3 separate regions of the Homo sapiens genome follow, and all the other regions are linked to region 1. Evidence: read pairs that join two places in POLR2A ChIA-PET (ENCODE). Cell type or tissue: CD4-positive, alpha-beta T cell. All regions are shown on one strand. Each heading gives the region's core, and the rest is flanking DNA. Links, peaks and the distances in the headings are about the cores only.

Region 1 (7,079 bases), core at 1,558-5,557:
CTCAATCAGGTCCAGCCACAAGGCCTCCTTGGTGCTCTTCAGACACATCTAGTATGTCCCCATCACGGGGCCTTTGCACTGGTAGTTTGCTCTGCTTGTGAAATTCCCATACAAATCCATCCAACTGGCTCCTTATCACCTTGTCAGGGAGGCCCTCCTAAGGACCTTAAATAACAAATGTCTCCTGCATTCCCCATCCCCCTTACCTTGTTTTTGTTTTTCTTCATATTTATCACCTTGTAATTATTTAAGGCCTGAATTCTACCACAAGAATACAAGTAGCAAGAAGGCAGGGATTTTGTCTACCTCTCCAGGAGCTAGAACAATAATATCTTTTGACTCAATGATAAATATTTTCTTACATGTTTGACTCTTTGGATGTCAGTCAGCTTTTCTAGCTTTATTTCAGTGCATCTTTTCTATAATTAGCATGAAAAACAGCACCTGGCACATACCCTTGTATATAACTGCCACTTAGTAACGAATGAATGAATGTTACCTCCAGGACTTTGCTTATATTTACTTAGTTCCCATCCTCTTCTTGGGACACCTTTATTTTTCTTCCCACTTTCTCCTCTTCTTTTCCCATTTCTACTCCTTTTTCTTATCTTTCTCACATTTCCTCCTGCTCCTCCTCTTCTCTCTCTAATCCTACTTCTTTAGTCCATTTCCTCTCCTGTCTTTCTCCAAACTCTCTTTTATCTCCTTACTCATTGTTCTCTCATATTCTCCTCTCACTCCTTTTTCTCCTATAGAACCATAAGACATCAGAACCCAAATTGGCCTTAACATCTAATCTCTCTTGGCGGATATGGAAGAGGAGATACCACAAAATGGCTTGATTTGCTTTAAGGTCACAGCTGGTTTAAGACCAAATCAGGAGTAAATCTCAGGTTATCTCTTTCTTTGTGCTCTCTTCTCTGTCGCTCTTTCCTTTCTGCTTTTTTCCTGCTTCTCTTTCTTTTTTTAAATGTTATTTATTTATTTATTTTTGAGACAGAATCTTGCTCTGTCACCCAGGCTGGAGTGCAATGGCACAATCTTGGCTCACTGCAACCTCTGCCTCCTGGATTCAAGAGATACTCCTGTTTCAGCCTTCCGAGGAGCTGGGATTACAGGCATGCGCCACCACACCCGGCTAATTTTTGTATTTTTGGTAGAGATGAGATTTTATCATGTTGGCCAGGCTGGTCTCAAACTCCTGATCTCAAGACCTCAAGTGAGCCACCTGCCTTGACCTCCCAAAGTGCTGGGATTACAAGCATGAGCCACTCTGTCTGGCTCATTTCTTTCTTTCTTTCTTTTTTTTTTTTTTTTTTTGAGACGGAGTCTTGCTCCGTTGCCCAGGCGGAAGTGCAGAGACAGGATCTTGGCTCACTGCAACCTCTGTCCCCTTCTCCTTCCTCAGGGTTCAAGCAATTCTCCTGCCTTAGCCTCCTGAGTAGCTCGGATTACAGGGGTCTGCCACCACGCTCTGCTAATTATTATTTTTTTAGTAGAGATGAGGTTTCACCATGTCGGCCAGTCTGGTCTCGAACTCCTGGCCTCAAGCGATCCGCCTACCTTAGCCTCCCAAAGTGCTGGGATTACAGTCCTGAGCCACCACGCCCAGCTCGCTTATCTTTCTCAATACAGTGTTGGAATCAGACAAACTTGCATTTAGATCTCAGTTTCATCACAGACCGGTAACCTTCAACAAACTATTTAACTTCTGTATTCCTAAGTGTCCTCACAGGTGAATTGAGACACTAATATGCACCTCATAGGGTTGCAAAGATCGAATAAAAATTTGAACAATCGGCCGGGTGCGGCGGCTCGCGCCTGTAATCCCAGCACTTTGGGAGACAGAGGCCGGTGGATCACGAGATCAGGAGATCGAGACCATCCTGGCTAGCATGGTGAAACCACAGCTCTACTAAAAATACAAAAATTAGCCGGGCATGGTGGCGCGTCCCTGTAATCCCAGCTACTTGGGAGGCTGAGGCAGGAGAACCGCTTGAACCTGGGAGGTGGAGGTTGCAATGAGCCGAGATTGTGCCGCTGCACTCCAGCCTGGGCCATAGAGCAAGACTGTCTCAAAAAAAAATAAATAAGATAAAAATTTGAACAATCGAGGCTGCAGTGAGCTGTGATCGCATCACTGCACGCCACCCTGGGCAACAGAGTGAAACCATGCCTCTAAAAAAAAAAAAAAAAAAAAAAAAAAAAAAGTAAAAAATGAACAAATAAAGCACTTGGCGCAAAATAGAACAAATACGGGTTATTTTCTCATCCCTTCATCTTACATGTTTTTCCCTTCTCTCTAAAAATGATAAGCTTGGCCGGGCGCAGTGGTTTACGCCTGTAATCCCAGCACTTTGGGAGTCTGAGGCGGGCGGATCACGAGGTCAGGAGATCGAGACCATCCTGGCTAACACGGTGAAACCCCGTCTCTACTAAAAATACAAAAATTAGCCGGGCGTAGTGGCGGGCGCCTGTAGTCCCAGCTATTCGGGAGGCTGAGGCCAGAGAATGGCGTGAACCCGGGAGGCGAAGCTTGCAGTGAGCCGAGATCGCGCCACTGCACTCCAGCCTGGGCGACAGAGCGAGACTCCGTCTCAAATTAAAAAAAAAAAAAAAAGATAAGCTTGGGGCGGGGAGGGGTGGATGCAAAATAATAATAATAATGTTTGGACTCATTAATTCCTTGCTTCCTTCAAACTCTGAATATTTTATTATGCCTTTGATTCCTTCTACTCACTTTTGTTTCACCTTTTCCATTCATTTCTTCTTCTCCTCTTCCTCCTTTCTCTTTCCTTTCTGTGTTTCTGCTTATTTTCTATCACAAACCAAAATATGCGGACCATAAACTGCATCTGCAGTTCCTTTAGCCCTAACAGACTACGAGTCCTATTTCTCTTTATCTTTCTCTTTTTCACTTTCTTGTCTTTCCATTACTTACAAGTTTCTTAATTTTCCTGAGTTCAGTTTTTCCATCTGGAAAGTGGAGATAACAATTACTAGATCGTTGTATCAGATGAATTAAGTAATGCTCATGGCTTAACACAAAGGCCAAGATGTCATTAACTTTACCCTCACTTGACCTTCTGCAAGCCTGTTGTGAAATATAAAACACTATAGAAATGTTAGTTGTTTTTGTTTTTATTAAAGTATCATATTGAAGTAGAAAGATGGTTTTGAGTTTGAAAAGCTCCAGATAAATCCTTGGATTTTTATGAGCCTCAATTTCCTTTTCTGTAAAATGAGAACCACATAGGGTTTTTTCCTCCCCAAGAAATTAAGAGTCCATGTACTGAAAGCATCATTCTACAAGTATTAATACATATGTAGTAATCATGGTAGAGGGTGTCCTGAAGTCACAGGGGAATATTTGTGAGGATTCAACGGAATAAAATTTTAAAAGATGTCTGACCAATAGTAAGCACTCAATACATGTTAGCTTTATTCTCTCTTTTATTTTTCTCGCTTCTTTTCTCCTGCTCTTCAAAAAAGTGAGTGGTTGAACCACCTAGGTGATCTCTGCTGCTAAACTTCTATTATTGATTTTTGTTTGCTTCCTCTCTGCCCCTTGTTTCCTCATCCCGTTTTTTTCCCTCTTCTTCACTCCTTCCGTTACAGCTTTTCTCTTGCCTCAGGTACCCAGTGCAGTCCTGATCTCCAGCTCTCCAGCGGCTTAGAACAGACACAGAATGGGCCGGGACCAGGGACCCACCAGAGACGTCTGTAGTTAATAGCTGGCGCTCTTCCACTAATAAAGTTTTATTGAAATAAAGCATTTAAAAAGGCGCCCGTCATTCTTCCCCCAGCGACCAATCGAAGAGTAGAATGCCTGCGTCCCTCACTGGAGCTTCAGCGGTCGGAACGCGGGGGTGGGGCATGTCCTGCCGAAATTTGCGTCCTTAGAGCGGAAGTACGGCCGGAAGCCCGCCATAGAGTTTAGTGGCCAGAGCGACTCTTCAGGGAGGTGGCAGGAAAGGCTTGGAACAGCTGCCGGAGGTGACGGAGCGGCGGCCCCGCCCGGTGCGCTGGAGGTCGAAGCTTCCAGGTAGCGGCCCGCAGAGCCTGACCCAGGGTACGACGAAGCAGTCGGCGGGAGCCCACGGTCGCTGGGCGGTGTCTTTAAGGGAGGGGGCGGAGCCACGTGTAAGCTTCAATGGGGGTGAGGTCACGTGGTTGTGGGCGCGTGCGGGGCAGCAATGGAGAGCTGAGGGAGCGTCGTCAGGGTGGACACCATGCGACACCCATTTCTCCTTTGCATCCTGTGTCTTGGGGTTCAATGGGGTGCACGTGATGGGGCTTGGGGTTAGGCCCAGGGGAGGGGGTGGGTGTGGCAGCCTTGCGAAGTGGCTGACTTTAGGATTCCTAGATCAGAATTTTAGACCGCTCCATGTCTGATTCCTCACCGCAGAACCGACTTAGTGCCTTTACAATCCAGTCCCTCAGCCTTGTGCTTCCCATCCGACCAGCCATCGGGGACCTCTAGCTTCACATCCTCTTTCCTTGCAGCTCTGGACATCCTGAGCCCAAGTCCCCCACACTCAGTGCAGTGATGAGTGCGGAAGTGAAGGTGACAGGGCAGAACCAGGAGCAATTTCTGCTCCTAGCCAAGTCGGCCAAGGGGGCAGCGCTGGCCACACTCATCCATCAGGTGCTGGAGGCCCCTGGTGTCTACGTGTTTGGAGAACTGCTGGACATGCCCAATGTTAGAGAGGTGGGTTGCTGGCTTGAATAGCCCTCAGAGAAGCGTGGGCAAAGGTTTGAATTTGAGAATGGGTGGGCAGGGCTCATTTTGTGATCCAATAACCATTCAGTTGAACAAGAAAACAGTGATAATTAAATGCCAACTTGCAGAAGTAACCAGTGAACAAGCAAACCAGCTCTCCTTTGGAGATAAGGGATCTGTAAAGCCCACTATTTTTCATTTTAAGCAAAAGAGCATCCTATTCAGAATAGGAAACCTGATTTCCAGCCGGTCTCCACCAGTGTAGTAGCTGTTAATTCTCATGTCACCTTGATCAGGTCACTTTTGTTTTAGGGCTTCAGCTTTCTCTTTTTTTTTTTTTTTTTGAGACGGAGTCTTGCTCTGTCACCCAGGCTGGAGTGCAGTGGCGTGATCTCAGCTGAGTGCAAGCTCTGCCTCCTGGGTTCACGCCATTCTCCTGCCTCAGCCTCCTCAGTAGCTGGGACTACAGGCGCCCGCCACCATGCCCGGCTAACTTTTTTGTATTTTTAGTAGAGATGGGATTTCACTGTGTTAGCCAGGATGATCTCGATCTCCTGACCTCGTGATCCGCCCGCCTTGACCTCCCAAGGTGCTGGGATTACAGGCTTGAGCCACCGCACCTAGCCAACTTTCTCTTTTAAAAATGGAGACAATACTGCCCCTCTCTGTTGTGGGAATAAAGTGAGATTATGGGAAAGTGTGAAGTCTGGTACAAGTGGAGAGTGAACATGTTAAATTAGCATGCCCTTTTCTTCCCTATGTGCAGCATATGCTAATCTATTCAAGTTAGCTAAGGGAGAACGTGTCTTTTTCCCAGAGACACATGGCAAACTGCTAGGAACACAGCAGAGAGAACCGTTCACACAAAAGTGGCAGAGTTAATTTACAATCAGAGGAGGCAGCCTGAGTCCTGACATGCTGACAGTGGTATGTGGGTAAACTGAGCTAAGTTATTTGGGGCCTGTGGTTTAACCTTTTGGATCACTCTGTGATATGGAGAAAACTGGCTGACTTTTCCCTGCTTTCATCTGCAGTGGAACTAAAGAGTATCAATCAAAGTGATGAAAAAGAAGCACTTGGCTGGGTGCGGTGGCTCATGCCTGTAATCCCAGCACTTTGGAAGGCCAAGGCAGGTGGATCACCTGAGGGCAGGAGGTGAAACCGATATGGCAGAATCCTGTCTCTGTTAAAAATACAAACAGGGCTGGGCACGGTGGCTCATGCCTGTAATCCCAGCACTTTGGGAGGCTGAGGTGGGCGGATCATGAGGTCAGGAGATGGAGACCATCCTGGCTAACATGGTGAAACCCCGTCTCTACTAAAAATACAAAAAATTAGCCGGGTGTGGTGGCGGGCGCCTGTAGTCCCAGCTGCTTGGAAGGGTGAGGCTGAGGTTGCAGTGAGTTGAGTTCGAGCCACTGCATTCCAGTCTGGGCGACAGAGCGAGACTCCATCTCAAAAAACAAGACAAAAACGAAAAACAGGGCCAGTCATGGTGGCTCATGCCTCTCATGCCTGTTCTCAGCACTTTGGGAGGCCGAGGTGGGTGGATCATGAGGTCAGGAGTTCAAGACCAGCCTGGCCAAGATGGCAAAACCCCGTCTCTGCTAAAAATACAAAAATTAGCCGGGCGCGGTGGCAGGCGCCTGTAATCCCAGCTACTCGGGAGGCTGAGGCAGGAGAATCACTTGAACCTGGGAGGCAGGAGGTTGCAGTGAGCCGAGATTGCACCACTGCATTCCAGCCTGGGCAACAGAGTGAGACTCTGTCTCAAAAAAAAAAATAAATAAATAAATAAAACAAACAAAAGCTCATGTATCCCAGAACTTAAAGTATAATTTAAAAAAAAAAAAAAGGGAGGCGGAGGTTGCAGTGAGCCGAGGTCGCGCCACTGCACTCCAGCCTGGGTGACAGTGTGAGACACCATCTCAAAGAAAAAGAAAAAGAAGCACTTATTAAGTGGCTCTTTACTACCCTTCTTATGGTCTGGGAATACAAGAAAAGCACCAGGCATGGAGCTTACCCTTCTGAAGCTTGCATTCCAGTTGAAGAGAGAAGATGAATGGATAGAAATCTGAATTATTTATTTATTTAGCAAGTATTTCTTGCGAGGCAATTACTGCATAGCTCTGTGGGATACCTGAGACTGGGTCTATAATCTTGTTGAAAGATATTCTTAGGTAGCAACCTTCTGCAAGGATTGATTGATTAAGTGCCAGAATGAAGCTGAGCACAGTGGCTCACGCCTATAATCCCAGCACTTTGGGAGGCCAAGGCAGGTGGATCACCTGAGGTCAGGAGTTCGAGACCAGCCTGGCCAATGTGGCGAAACCCTGTTTCTACTAAAAATACAAAA
Region 2 (7,079 bases), core at 130-4,129, 210 kb after region 1:
TCCCTTTTCTACAGCAGGAACTCCCTCGGCCACAGTCTCCCTCCGATCTGGATAGCTTGGACGGGCGGAGCCTTAATGATGATGGCAGCAGCGACCCTAGGGATATCGACCAGGACAACCGAAGCACGTCCCCCAGTATCTACAGCCCTGGAAGTGTGGAGAATGACTCTGACTCATCTTCTGGCCTGTCCCAGGGCCCAGCCCGCCCCTACCACCCACCTCCACTCTTTCCTCCTTCCCCTCAACCGCCAGACAGCACCCCTCGACAGCCAGAGGCTAGCTTTGAACCCCATCCTTCTGTGACACCCACTGGATATCATGCTCCCATGGAGCCCCCCACATCTCGAATGTTCCAGGCTCCTCCTGGGGCCCCTCCCCCTCACCCACAGCTCTATCCTGGGGGCACTGGTGGAGTTTTGTCTGGACCCCCAATGGGTCCCAAGGGGGGAGGGGCTGCCTCATCAGTGGGGGGCCCTAATGGGGGTAAGCAGCACCCCCCACCCACTACTCCCATTTCAGTATCAAGCTCTGGGGCTAGTGGTGCTCCCCCAACAAAGCCGCCTACCACTCCAGTGGGTGGTGGGAACCTACCTTCTGCTCCACCACCAGCCAACTTCCCCCATGTGACACCGAACCTGCCTCCCCCACCTGCCCTGAGACCCCTCAACAATGCATCAGCCTCTCCCCCTGGCCTGGGGGCCCAACCACTACCTGGTCATCTGCCCTCTCCCCACGCCATGGGACAGGGTATGGGTGGACTTCCTCCTGGCCCAGAGAAGGGCCCAACTCTGGCTCCTTCACCCCACTCTCTGCCTCCTGCTTCCTCTTCTGCTCCAGCGCCCCCCATGAGGTTTCCTTATTCATCCTCTAGTAGTAGCTCTGCAGCAGCCTCCTCTTCCAGTTCTTCCTCCTCTTCCTCTGCCTCCCCCTTCCCAGCTTCCCAGGCATTGCCCAGCTACCCCCACTCTTTCCCTCCCCCAACAAGCCTCTCTGTCTCCAATCAGCCCCCCAAGTATACTCAGCCTTCTCTCCCATCCCAGGCTGTGTGGAGCCAGGGTCCCCCACCACCTCCTCCCTATGGCCGCCTCTTAGCCAACAGCAATGCCCATCCAGGCCCCTTCCCTCCCTCTACTGGGGCCCAGTCCACCGCCCACCCACCAGTCTCAACACATCACCATCACCACCAGCAACAGCAACAGCAGCAGCAGCAGCAGCAGCAGCAGCAGCAGCAGCAGCAGCAGCATCACGGAAACTCTGGGCCCCCTCCTCCTGGAGCATTTCCCCACCCACTGGAGGGCGGTAGCTCCCACCACGCACACCCTTACGCCATGTCTCCCTCCCTGGGGTCTCTGAGGCCCTACCCACCAGGGCCAGCACACCTGCCCCCACCTCACAGCCAGGTGTCCTACAGCCAAGCAGGCCCCAATGGCCCTCCAGTCTCTTCCTCTTCCAACTCTTCCTCTTCCACTTCTCAAGGGTCCTACCCATGTTCACACCCCTCCCCTTCCCAGGGCCCTCAAGGGGCGCCCTACCCTTTCCCACCGGTGCCTACGGTCACCACCTCTTCGGCTACCCTTTCCACGGTCATTGCCACCGTGGCTTCCTCGCCAGCAGGCTACAAAACGGCCTCCCCACCTGGGCCCCCACCGTACGGAAAGAGAGCCCCGTCCCCGGGGGCCTACAAGACAGCCACCCCACCCGGATACAAACCCGGGTCGCCTCCCTCCTTCCGAACGGGGACCCCACCGGGCTATCGAGGAACCTCGCCACCTGCAGGCCCAGGGACCTTCAAGCCGGGCTCGCCCACCGTGGGACCTGGGCCCCTGCCACCTGCGGGGCCCTCAGGCCTGCCATCGCTGCCACCACCACCTGCGGCCCCTGCCTCAGGGCCGCCCCTGAGCGCCACGCAGATCAAACAGGAGCCGGCTGAGGAGTATGAGACCCCCGAGAGCCCGGTGCCCCCAGCCCGCAGCCCCTCGCCCCCTCCCAAGGTGGTAGATGTACCCAGCCATGCCAGTCAGTCTGCCAGGTGAGCGGCCAGGTGGGGCGGAGGTGGGCCTGGAAAGGGGACGACGACAAGGCGGCGACGAGAGAGGGAGTAGCAGGGAGGGGCCTTGCGCTGGTGTAGTGTTTTAGAAAAGCACGCCCCTCTCCTCCGTCCAGGCCTAGTGGCCAGTGAGGCCCGCAGCAGCTCACAGCCTGCAGGGGTGGTTTTGAGGCGGGGGCTACAAGCACTCGCCGGGGCCGCGGCGCTGCGGGCTCCATCGGGCAGCTCGCACCGCCTGAGCGCCCGCTGCTTCCACGCCCGGCAGGTTCAACAAACACCTGGATCGCGGCTTCAACTCGTGCGCGCGCAGCGACCTGTACTTCGTGCCACTGGAGGGCTCCAAGCTGGCCAAGAAGCGGGCCGACCTGGTGGAGAAGGTGCGGCGCGAGGCCGAGCAGCGCGCGCGCGAAGAAAAGGAGCGCGAGCGCGAGCGGGAACGCGAGAAAGAGCGCGAGCGCGAGAAGGAGCGCGAGCTTGAACGCAGCGTGGTGAGTGCGTCACTGCCTGCGCCACCGCCTTCTTTCCCTCTTTCCTTCCTTCCCTCTGCGCTGCGCTGCGCTACGCTACGCTGCGGGGCTGTGGCTGGGTGGGCGGGCGAGTCACGTCGCCACCTGTCGGAGGGGAGGTACCACTGCAGCCCAGGAAATGGAGCCCAAAAGGTTTTCAGCGAGAGCCATCTGCATTCCTGGGTTGGGAAAAGGCATGCTCAGATGGGACTACCTGTGGATCCCAAGAAGGGCAAATATTCGGGAGCGGGGGCCGCAGTTAAGTTCCAGGTGGGCAGAGTTTCAATGAGTTGAGGCATTTTGGCATTCGGCTGTCGAAACAAATGGGCAGCTTAAAACCAGCCACCTCTTTTCATAACTGCCGCTTTGACTCCACTTTTCCCTGTATCCCACAGAAGTTGGCTCAGGAGGGCCGTGCTCCGGTGGAATGCCCATCTCTGGGCCCAGTGCCCCATCGCCCTCCATTTGAACCGGGCAGTGCGGTGGCTACAGTGCCCCCCTACCTGGGTCCTGACACTCCAGCCTTGCGCACTCTCAGTGAATATGCCCGGCCTCATGTCATGTCTCCTGGCAATCGCAACCATCCATTCTACGTGCCCCTGGGGGCAGTGGACCCGGGGCTCCTGGGTTACAATGTCCCGGCCCTGTACAGCAGTGATCCAGCTGCCCGGGAGAGGGAACGGGAAGCCCGTGAACGAGACCTCCGTGACCGCCTCAAGCCTGGCTTTGAGGTGAAGCCTAGTGAGCTGGAACCCCTACATGGGGTCCCTGGGCCGGGCTTGGATCCCTTTCCCCGACATGGGGGCCTGGCTCTGCAGCCTGGCCCACCTGGCCTGCACCCTTTCCCCTTTCATCCGAGCCTGGGGCCCCTGGAGCGAGAACGTCTAGCGCTGGCAGCTGGGCCAGCCCTGCGGCCTGACATGTCCTATGCTGAGCGGCTGGCAGCTGAGAGGCAGCACGCAGAAAGGGTGGCGGCCCTGGGCAATGACCCACTGGCCCGGCTGCAGATGCTCAATGTGACTCCCCATCACCACCAGCACTCCCACATCCACTCGCACCTGCACCTGCACCAGCAAGATGCTATCCATGCAGGTGAGACCCCTCCTTCCTTGCCCTGGCCCTTTGGGGCCACCTTCCCCCTATCATGACTGGGCTCTTTCATTCCTATGGCCAAGACTTTCCTCCCCTGGCCTGGCATGAACCTTTCCTGAGATTGCTGCCCTGAACTTTGCCTCCCTGACGTTCTCTCAGCCTTGTCTTCTCATGGCCTTCCCTGGCCACAAAGCCTGTATGCCCCACAGCCCAGTTCTCTCCATAGTCTAGTATCCTTCCCATGACAGAGGCCCACACGGGAGCTTTTGAAGGACACTTTTCTATTCTCACAGCCCCATTCTCCCAAGCCCTTCACAAACCTGTCTTCTTATTTATTTTTTTGAGACATGGTCTGGCTCTGCCACCCAGGCTGGAGTGTAGTGGCGCAATCACAGCTCACTGCAGCCTCGACTTCCCGGTCTCAAGTGATCCTCCTACCTCAGCCTCTGGAGTAGCTGGGATTACAGGCGTGTGTCACCATACCTGGCTACTTTTTGTATTTTTGGTAGAGACGGGGTTTCGCCATGTTGGCCATGGCTGGTCTCAAATTCCTGAGCTCAAAGCGATCCACCCACCTCGGCCTCCCAAAGTCCTGAGATTACAGGCGTGAGCCACCGTGCCCAACCCACAAACCTATCTTCTGATTTCTCTGGATTCAACTCATTTTTTGCCATTTTCTCCTCTTCTCCCTCTGCGAGGTCTTTCATGTTTTTCCCCATCTCTAGATCTGTAACTTTCTAGAAAGGGCCCTGTAGCTTTGGGTTTGGGTGTCATAGGCGATAATGAGCTTTACTTACTATCCTTTCACCATTTTTTGGTTTTTGAGACGGAGTCTCGCCCTGTCACCAAGCTGGAGTGCAGTGGCGCGATCTCGGCTTACTGCAACCTCCGCCTCTGGGGTTCAAGTGATTCTTCTGCCTCAGCAGGCACTGCCTGCCCGAGTAGCTGGGACTGCAGGCGTGTGCCACCAAGTACAGCTAATTTTTGTATTTTTAGTAGACACGGGGTTTCACCATGTTGGCCAGGATAGTCTTGATCTCTTGACCTTGTGATCCACCCGCCTTGGCCTCCCAAAGTGCTGGAATTACAAGCGTGAGCCACCGCACCCGGCTTCCTTTTTTTCTTTTGCCCAGACTGGAGTGCAGTGGCGCGATCTCGGCTCACTGCAGCTTCCACCTCCCAGGTTCAAGCGATTCTCCTGCCTCAGCCTCCCGAGGAGCTGGGACTATAGGCGTGTGCCACCCTGCCTGGCTAATTTTTTTGTATTTTTTGTAGAAACAGGGTTTCACCATCTTGGCCAGGCTGGTCTTGAACTCCTCACCTCAGGTGAGCTGCCTGCCTCAGCCTCCCAAAGTGCTGAGATTATAGGCTTGAGCCACTGTGCCCGGCCTCTTCTTGTCTTATTTTCTAAACTTCTATCATCTTCCACCTTCTTCACGCAGTCTACCTCTCTCTGTCCTTCCCCTCAGACCCTTCTGATGACTGTAATCTCCTGTCCTGTGTCATCCATATGTCCCTCCTCCAGTAGGGCTCAGCCTGTCCACCCCTGCCAGGCCTCTAGTTCTTCCACTCTGCCTTTGTTCCACTTTGGACCTCCTTGTGTTTGTCTGACTCAGTTCCCAGGCTTGGATCCCTTCACCCAAATGCATGGTTTGCCCCAAACCTGCCTTCTGGTGACACCTTCCTCTTCTCTGCCCTCCAGCCTCTGCCTCGGTGCACCCTCTCATTGACCCCCTGGCCTCAGGGTCTCACCTTACCCGGATCCCCTACCCAGCTGGAACTCTCCCTAACCCCCTGCTTCCTCACCCTCTGCACGAGAACGAAGTTCTTCGTCACCAGCTCTTTGGTAAGGATGGAAGTTGGGGTAGGCAGCTCCAATGAGAAAAGGGCAGAAAGGAGGTATTTGGGTGGGGGGATGGGCCTAGTTGGGCTTGGGGAGGGATGAGGAGGTGCCTAGAGGAGCTGGGCATGGGAATAGGAGAGCTGGAGCTCTGCCCAAGAGAAGCACGAGTTTTAGTGTCAGCCTAAGAGGTTCGAATCCCAATTCCACCCTACCACTGGCAACTTACAGAACTGGGTGTGTTACCTCACTTTTTAGTTCATTACCTTTGTATGTAAAGGAGCTGGCTATCCCCTGGTCCAGAGCAGGTACTTGTTATCCGTTGGTCATATGCCCCTTGCCCTTCCTGCTCACAGCTGCCCCTTACCGGGACCTGCCGGCCTCCCTTTCTGCCCCGATGTCAGCAGCTCATCAGCTGCAGGCCATGCACGCACAGTCAGCTGAGCTGCAGCGCTTGGCGCTGGAACAGCAGCAGTGGCTGCATGCCCATCACCCGCTGCACAGTGTGCCGCTGCCTGCCCAGGAGGACTACTACAGGTACCCTAGGGTGCCCCAGCCCAGGGGACATGGGCTCAGCGAGCCTGGGAGGAGCTGTGGGCATGGTACGGCTGGGCACCGTGCTCCTGGGGGAGGGAACCCCTCCTCTCCCAACCCCTTCGGTAAGAGGGGGCAAGGTCAGAGTTGGTCTCAAGTCTCTTACCTCTCTGCTATGCACTGCCCCTTCCCTAGTCACCTGAAGAAGGAAAGCGACAAGCCACTGTAGAACCTGCGATCAAGAGAGCACCATGGCTCCTACATTGGACCTTGGAGCACCCCCACCCTCCCCCCACCGTGCCCTTGGCCTGCCACCCAGAGCCAAGAGGGTGCTGCTCAGTTGCAGGGCCTCCGCAGCTGGACAGAGAGTGGGGGAGGGAGGGACAGACAGAAGGCCAAGGCCCGATGTGGTGTGCAGAGGTGGGGAGGTGGCGAGGATGGGGACAGAAAGCGCACAGAATCTTGGACCAGGTCTCTCTTCCTTGTCCCCCCTGCTTTTCTCCTCCCCCATGCCCAACCCCTGTGGCCGCCGCCCCTCCCCTGCCCCGTTGGTGTGATTATTTCATCTGTTAGATGTGGCTGTTTTGCGTAGCATCGTGTGCCACCCCTGCCCCTCCCCGATCCCTGTGTGCGCGCCCCCTCTGCAATGTATGCCCCTTGCCCCTTCCCCACACTAATAATTTATATATATAAATATCTATATGACGCTCTTAAAAAAACATCCCAACCAAAACCAACCAAACAAAAACATCCTCACAACTCCCCAGGAACATGGCTGTGACTATTCTTTGCGGGATATGGGGGTGAGGCTGGGTCTCAGTGCAGCGGTGCTTAGAGAGAACTGCAGCCAGGGCCTGGCAGGGAAGCGGGAAGAGACCAGACCTTCTTAAGGAACGGGGTGTGGGGGCTGGGAAGAATTGGAGAGGGGATCCCTGAAGAGCCCAGAGCCTTGACTCAGCTGGAGGCGGTACCATGGGTGCTGGTGCCCCCTCCTGCCCCAAGGCTGGGCAGGACCGCTGCGCGCCAGTGGAGGCCTCGGTCTGGGCTCTGTGGCTTATGC
Region 3 (5,539 bases), core at 1,540-5,539, 170 kb after region 1:
GCTGTATCACCCAGGCTGGAGTGCAGTAGCATGAGCATGGCTCACTGCAGCCTCAACTTTCCCAGGCACAGGTGATCCTCCTGCCTGCACCTCCTGAGTAGCTGGGACTACAGGTGCACACCACCACGTTCAGCTAATTTTCTGCAGAGATGAGGTCTTGCCATGTTGCCCAGGCTGGTCTTGAACTCTTGGACTCAAGAGATCTGCAGCCTCCCAAAGTGCTGGGATTACAGGCGTGAGACACCACACCTGGCCTCCCATTGCCTGTTTAAATAGAAATGATGCAACTAGCAATATGGAAGGACTTCCAGATCTTTACCACATTAAGATTAGGGTCAGCATCCATGGCTCTGGGAGTCAAGGGAGAATCTCAGCCTAATGTATGTGGCTTTGAAACAGCAAATAATGCTTAGATCAGCAGAGTGAAGGATGGAGTCATGTTGGGACAGGAAACCTTCATTCAGCGCCTTTATGAGCACATTCATAAAGTGTGTGGTACATCAGTGTGGTATTGTTGTGTCCTGCAGCACAAAGCCAGATTTTTTCTCTTTGAGGTCCTGCTTGACTTCTAGAATGAAGATATTTGAAACTGAATCAGGGAAAGTACTACAGTCACCCAGGACTTTGCATTTGATTGCTAGAGCACAGGCAGGTTTTTGTTTGTTTGTTTTTTTTGACAGTCTCGCTCTGCAGCCGCGGCTGGAGTAAAGTGGCTCAATCTCTGCTCACTGCAAACTCTCCCTCCCAGGTTCAAGCAATTCTGTCTCAGCCTCCCGAGTAGCTGGGATTACAGGGGTGTGCCACCATGCCTGGCTAATTTTTGTATTTTTAATAGAGATGGGGTTTCACTGTGTTGGCCAGGCTGTCTTGAACTCCTGACCTCAAGTGCTCTGCCCATCTCAGCCTCCCAAAGGCTGGGATTACAGGTGTGAGCCACCGTACCGCCGTTTTTTGTTTGTTTGTTTTGTTTTTTTTTTTAAAGGGCACCAGGATTTGTAGAATGACAGCCCTGTAGAACTACACTGCCCCTGCACTTGGGGGCAAGGGCAAAGGGTGGAGGGGAATAGCATTCAGAAGATCATGAGTTGCTTTCAAACCAGGGCCTTGTGTTTCTAGTTTGGAAATATTAAATGCAGTTGGGCATCTTTCCCCAGAAGATAGCAACCACTAACCTCATGGTATTCTGGAAGATGGCCTTTTCACCAGTAATTTTTCTTTTTTTTGAGATGGAGTCTTGCGCTGTTGTCCAGGCTGCAGTGCAGTGGCACGATCTTGACTCACTGCAACCTTTGCCTCCTGGGTTCAAGCAATTCTTCTGCCTCAGCCTCCGAGTAGCCGGGATTATAGTGCCCATCACCATGCCCGGCTAATTTTTGTATTATTAGTAGAGACGGCATTTCACCATGTTGGCCAGGCTGGTCTCGAACTCCTGACCTCATGATCCACCTGCCTTGGCCTCCCAAAGTGCTGGGATTACAGGCGTGAGCCACCGTGCCTGGCCTATGCCAATAAACCTTTCTAATAGCTCTGAGTGGGTTGTGCTGTCTGTTCCTCTACAGACACATCTCACCAATAGTTTGTGTGTTTTTGAGGTTTAAATGGGCTTCTAAAATCATTATGCCATCCTTGGCTGGTTTTGAAATCTTTCCATCCAAAGGCTGACTTCTCTAGTAGGAGGTTTGAACTATGACTTGAGATGAAGAGTTTTTTTCTTCTCTTTTTTTGCCACGTCTTGCCATTGTAAGGCACATATTTCTTTTTGGTTTTCTTTCTTTTTAATATATAGAGGCAGGGTCTTGCTCTGTTGTCCAGGCTGGAGTGCAGTGGTGCAATCATATCTCACTGCAGCCTACAACTCCTGGCCTCAAGAGGATTAGCTTCTGGTCTTGCCCTCCCAAAGGGCTGGGATTATAGGCCTGAGCCACTTGCACCTGGCCCAGACACATATTTCTGGTTTTTGTCTTTCGGTAATGTTTAGTGGCCTTTCTATTTTCTTTTTTCTTTTTTTTTGAGACGGAGTTTCGCTCTTGTTGCCCAAGCTGGAGTGCAATGGTGCAATCTCGGCTCACTGCAACCTCCGCCTCCTGGGTTCAAGTGATACTCTTGCCTCAGCCTCCTGAGTAGCTGGGATTACAGGCGTCCGTCACCACGCCCGGCTAATTTTTGCATTTTTAGTAGAGACGGGTTTTCGCTGTTTTAGCCAGGATGGTCTCGAATTCCTGACCTCAGGTGGACCACCCACCTCGGCCTCCCAAAGTGCTGGGATTCCAGGCGTGAGCCACCGCGCCCGGCCTGCCATTTTCATTAACCACATATCTTCGTTGTCACTTTAGCAGTTGTAGGAGAATCTGCTGACCTCGCTTCACAAATTTTTTGAATCTTGATTGAATGTACAGATTTTTTGAGGCCGTATTTTTTTTTTTTCCACTTTGGGGATAGACTTGTATGCTAGCATGGAAGGGAATTGTTTCTTCGGTTGAGTGCCTAAAGTGCTTGATGGCCTTTCAGATGGATCATGTCATACAGAAAGGAAGTATCTTAAAACACTACAATCTAGTTTAAGACATAAAACAGTAGAATCGCTGTCAGCGTCACAAGATACAAACGAAGGGCTCAGAACTGGGACCAAGAGAACATAGTCTCCCCATCTTACACTCGCTCGGAATGGGGGCTGGCCCCACTCTGCTCTATTTAATCTGAGCACTGTTGAATGAATCTGCGATGAAACTCCACATTTCCTTTAATCCTCACAACAAAGATAAACCAATTTTTAGATTCGTAAACTGAGGCTTAGAGAAGTTAAACGTATTGTCCGAGACTACAGAACTGGAAAATGGCAAAGTCAAGATCCAACTCCGAAGAGCCTCCCCCTGCCCACTAGCGGGGAGGAAATGGCAAATGACACAGCAAAAAATGTTTAAAACCAGGATTCTCGGTCGCCGTCCCGCCCAGCGCCAACGCTCCGTCCCGCCTCGCATCAACGCCTCGCTCCTCCCCGCCCAGCGCCAATGCCCCGCCCCGCGCAGCCGCCCAGGTGCCAGTTGCGTAACCACGGCAAAGCTCGCGGCAGGGGGCGGGGCAGACGCTGACTGTCGCCGGGCGGCGGTCACGTGAGCGGGAGCGCAGCAGGCCGGCGGTCCGAGTGCCTCGCGCGCGCCCCACAGCGGCCGCACGCGTCTCGGGCTCTCCTCCCAGTAGTTCACTCCTTAGTGGCTACAGAAACTGGAGCCCGCCATCGGGCTTTCCCCTGAACTGCAGCTTCCGTCCCCGCCAATCTCTTCTCCGGCCCCAGCGCTGACTTTCATGCGTGGAGCATTCTGGCCCGGAACAGAGATCCCAGGGCGGAAACTAGGGCCCGAGGCTGAAAGTCCGTTCTTGGCGGCGAGGGCCGCCGCTAAACTGGCTGCTGAGGGCGTCTCTAGCTCGGGTTCCAGAAGAGAGTGGAATGGACTGAGTGCTTGTGAGAAACTTCCTAATTGAGGCTTACCTACTAAAGTTCTTTACGTTTTAAAGGGTTCCATTGCATCAGCCCTCAAAATGTTTCCTTCCCCAGCCCTCTTTCTTCTATCATGGTGGTTATGTCTAGGGACTCTCCACTGGGAGACAATCATTTTGTTCTCCCCGAGGAGGGAGGTCAGAAGTGGGAGACACCCAGGTTGTGTTAGAAACTATGGTAGCTGGGGCGATGGCTCATGCCTGTGGTCCCAGCTACTCAGGAGGCTAGGGCAGGAGGATTGCTTGAGCCCTGGAGGTCGAGGCTGCAGTGAGCTATGATCACGCCTGTGAATACTCTGGGAGGATGGGTGACATAGCAAGACCCTTTCAAAAAGAGGAGAAAGAAACTGCAGCGTAAAGTAGCACACCTGTTACAAAGGTAAATGCTCTTTTGTCTATCCTTGCTATTTTTAAAAATACTCAATTTTTCCTAGTTTTCCTTTTTTGTTTTTTGAGACAGTCTCATTCGGACGCCCAGGCTGGAGTGCAGTGGCTTGAACTTGGTTCACTGCAACTTCCACTTCCCAGGTTCAAGCGATTCTGTTGCCTCAGCCTCCCGAGTAGCTGGGCTTACAGGCATGCGCCACCACGCCCAGCTCATTTTGTATTTTTAGTAGAGACGGGATTTCACCATGTTGGTCAGGTTGGTCTCGAACTCCTGACCTCAGGTGATCCGCCCGCCTCCGCCTCCCAAAGCGCTGGGATTAAATGCGTGAGCCACCGCGCCTGGCCCTAGTTTTCCTTTTGACATCCTTCCGAGCCTCTGTTTCTTGCTAGTTAATCCTAACAGGGTATCATGGAGGCTTGTCACTTGTTCACGACTTAGCAGTGATTCTCAACGTGGAGGGAGGTAAGGGGAGTTTATCTGTAAGGGCAAATCCAAATTGAGGGAGGGTGCTCTTGATTACTTTTTTTAAAAAAGCACATTTAGGCCAGGCATAGTGGCTCACTCCTGTAATACCAGCTACCCTGGAGGTTGAGGTGGGAGGATTGCTTGAGCCTGAGAGGTCCAGGCTGCAGTGAGCTGTGATCTCGCTATTACAGTTGAGCCTGGGTGACAGAGTGAGACCCTGTCTCAAAAAGAAAAAAAGTATCTATTGAACATTTACTGTGTGCTAGACACTGTGCCAGGCAGTAGGGTGCAGAGTGAAACTGAAGAACTCAAGATCTATTGGAGGCCAAGTGCAAGTTGCTCATGCCTGTAATCCTAGCACTTTGGGAGGCCAAGGCAGTCGGATCCCTTGAGGACAGGAGATTGAGACCAGCCTGGGCAACATAGGGAGACCCCCACCGCTACAAAAAAACTAGCCAGGCGTGTTGGTGCATGCCTGTAGTCCTAGCTACTTGGGAGGCTCAGGCAGGAGGATCACTTGAGTCTAGGAAGTCAAGGCTGCAGTGAGCCATGATTGTGCCACTGCACTCCAGCCTGAGTAACAGAGTGAGACCCTGTTGCAAAAAAAAAAAAAAAAAGAAAAAGAAAACAAGAAAAAGTTCTGTTTGGCAGTTCTGCAAGGATGACCCAAAGATTTTGATTTGAGCATCCGAAAGTGATATAGGTAACACTAAAGAAAAGCAGGCTGGGCGCAGTGGCTCATGCCTGTAATCCCAGCACTTTGGGAGGCTGAGGTGGGCAGATCACCTGAGGTCAGGAGTTCAAGACCAGCCTGGCCAACATAGTGAAACCCGGTCTCTACTAAAAATACAAAAATTAGCTGGGTATGGTGGCGGTCACCTGTAATCTCAGCTACTTGGGAGGCTGAGGCACGGGAATCACTTGAACTGGGAGGCAGAGGTTGCAGTGAGCCAAGATCATGCCACTGCACTCTAGCCTGGGCATCAAAGTGAGACTACATCTCAATAATAATAATTTGAATGTGAAAAATGGGACACACACACATGCACACACAAACAAACATACATCTGGTTTTGCAAACTCTATGGCTAGTAGATATACAAAGAAAGCCTTTTGAGTATCAGTGATTTGCAAGGAGCAGTGTATCAAGATACTTTGCATTGGCCAGGCATGGTGGCTCACGCCTGTAAT

What was found. Peaks named below come from ENCODE experiments on the same cell type or tissue, not always from the same donor. Only the 100,000 strongest peaks of a DNase experiment are listed, where the experiment ranks them.
Region 2: POLR2A ChIA-PET joins it to region 1 with 11 read pairs; 11 of 35 experiments call an interaction of 5 or more read pairs at or near these places.
Region 3: POLR2A ChIA-PET joins it to region 1 with 11 read pairs; 7 of 35 experiments call an interaction of 5 or more read pairs at or near these places.

What each region holds. Positions count from the first base shown.
Region 1 is chr12:6,720,108-6,727,186 of GRCh38, forward strand. It overlaps COPS7A (COP9 signalosome subunit 7A), which reads left to right and starts at 3,939. Exons shown (of 8, transcript NM_001164094.2): 1 at 3,939-4,072; 2 at 4,507-4,711. The coding sequence starts at 4,550. RefSeq lists enhancers at 3,864-4,073, 4,104-4,243, 4,374-4,593. In CD4-positive, alpha-beta T cell, for the core only: no CTCF peak of the experiment used is centred there; a DNase peak (open chromatin) is centred at 3,984; H3K4me3 peaks cover 1,667 bases; H3K27ac peaks cover 1,394 bases.
Region 2 is chr12:6,935,533-6,942,611 of GRCh38, forward strand. It overlaps ATN1 (atrophin 1), which reads left to right. Exons shown (of 10, transcript NM_001940.4): 5 at 15-2,029; 6 at 2,313-2,535; 7 at 2,949-3,645; 8 at 5,348-5,491; 9 at 5,842-6,022; 10 at 6,215-6,789. The coding sequence ends at 6,248. Among named protein-coding and RNA genes, the nearest start is that of RNU7-1, 4.7 kb to the right of the region's middle. RefSeq lists a silencer at 1,997-2,066. In CD4-positive, alpha-beta T cell, for the core only: CTCF peaks have their summits at 2,671 (motif pointing left) and 2,881; DNase peaks (open chromatin) are centred at 1,289, 2,519, 3,409 and 3,459; H3K4me3 peaks cover 1,877 bases; H3K27ac peaks cover 2,691 bases.
Region 3 is chr12:6,888,134-6,893,672 of GRCh38, forward strand. It overlaps LOC105369632 (a long non-coding RNA gene), which reads right to left and starts at 1,225. Exons shown (of 4, transcript NR_135083.1): 1 at 1,173-1,225. RefSeq lists a silencer at 2,947-3,236 and an enhancer at 3,504-4,051. In CD4-positive, alpha-beta T cell, for the core only: CTCF peaks have their summits at 3,179 and 3,384; a DNase peak (open chromatin) is centred at 3,098; H3K4me3 peaks cover 1,258 bases; H3K27ac peaks cover 1,338 bases.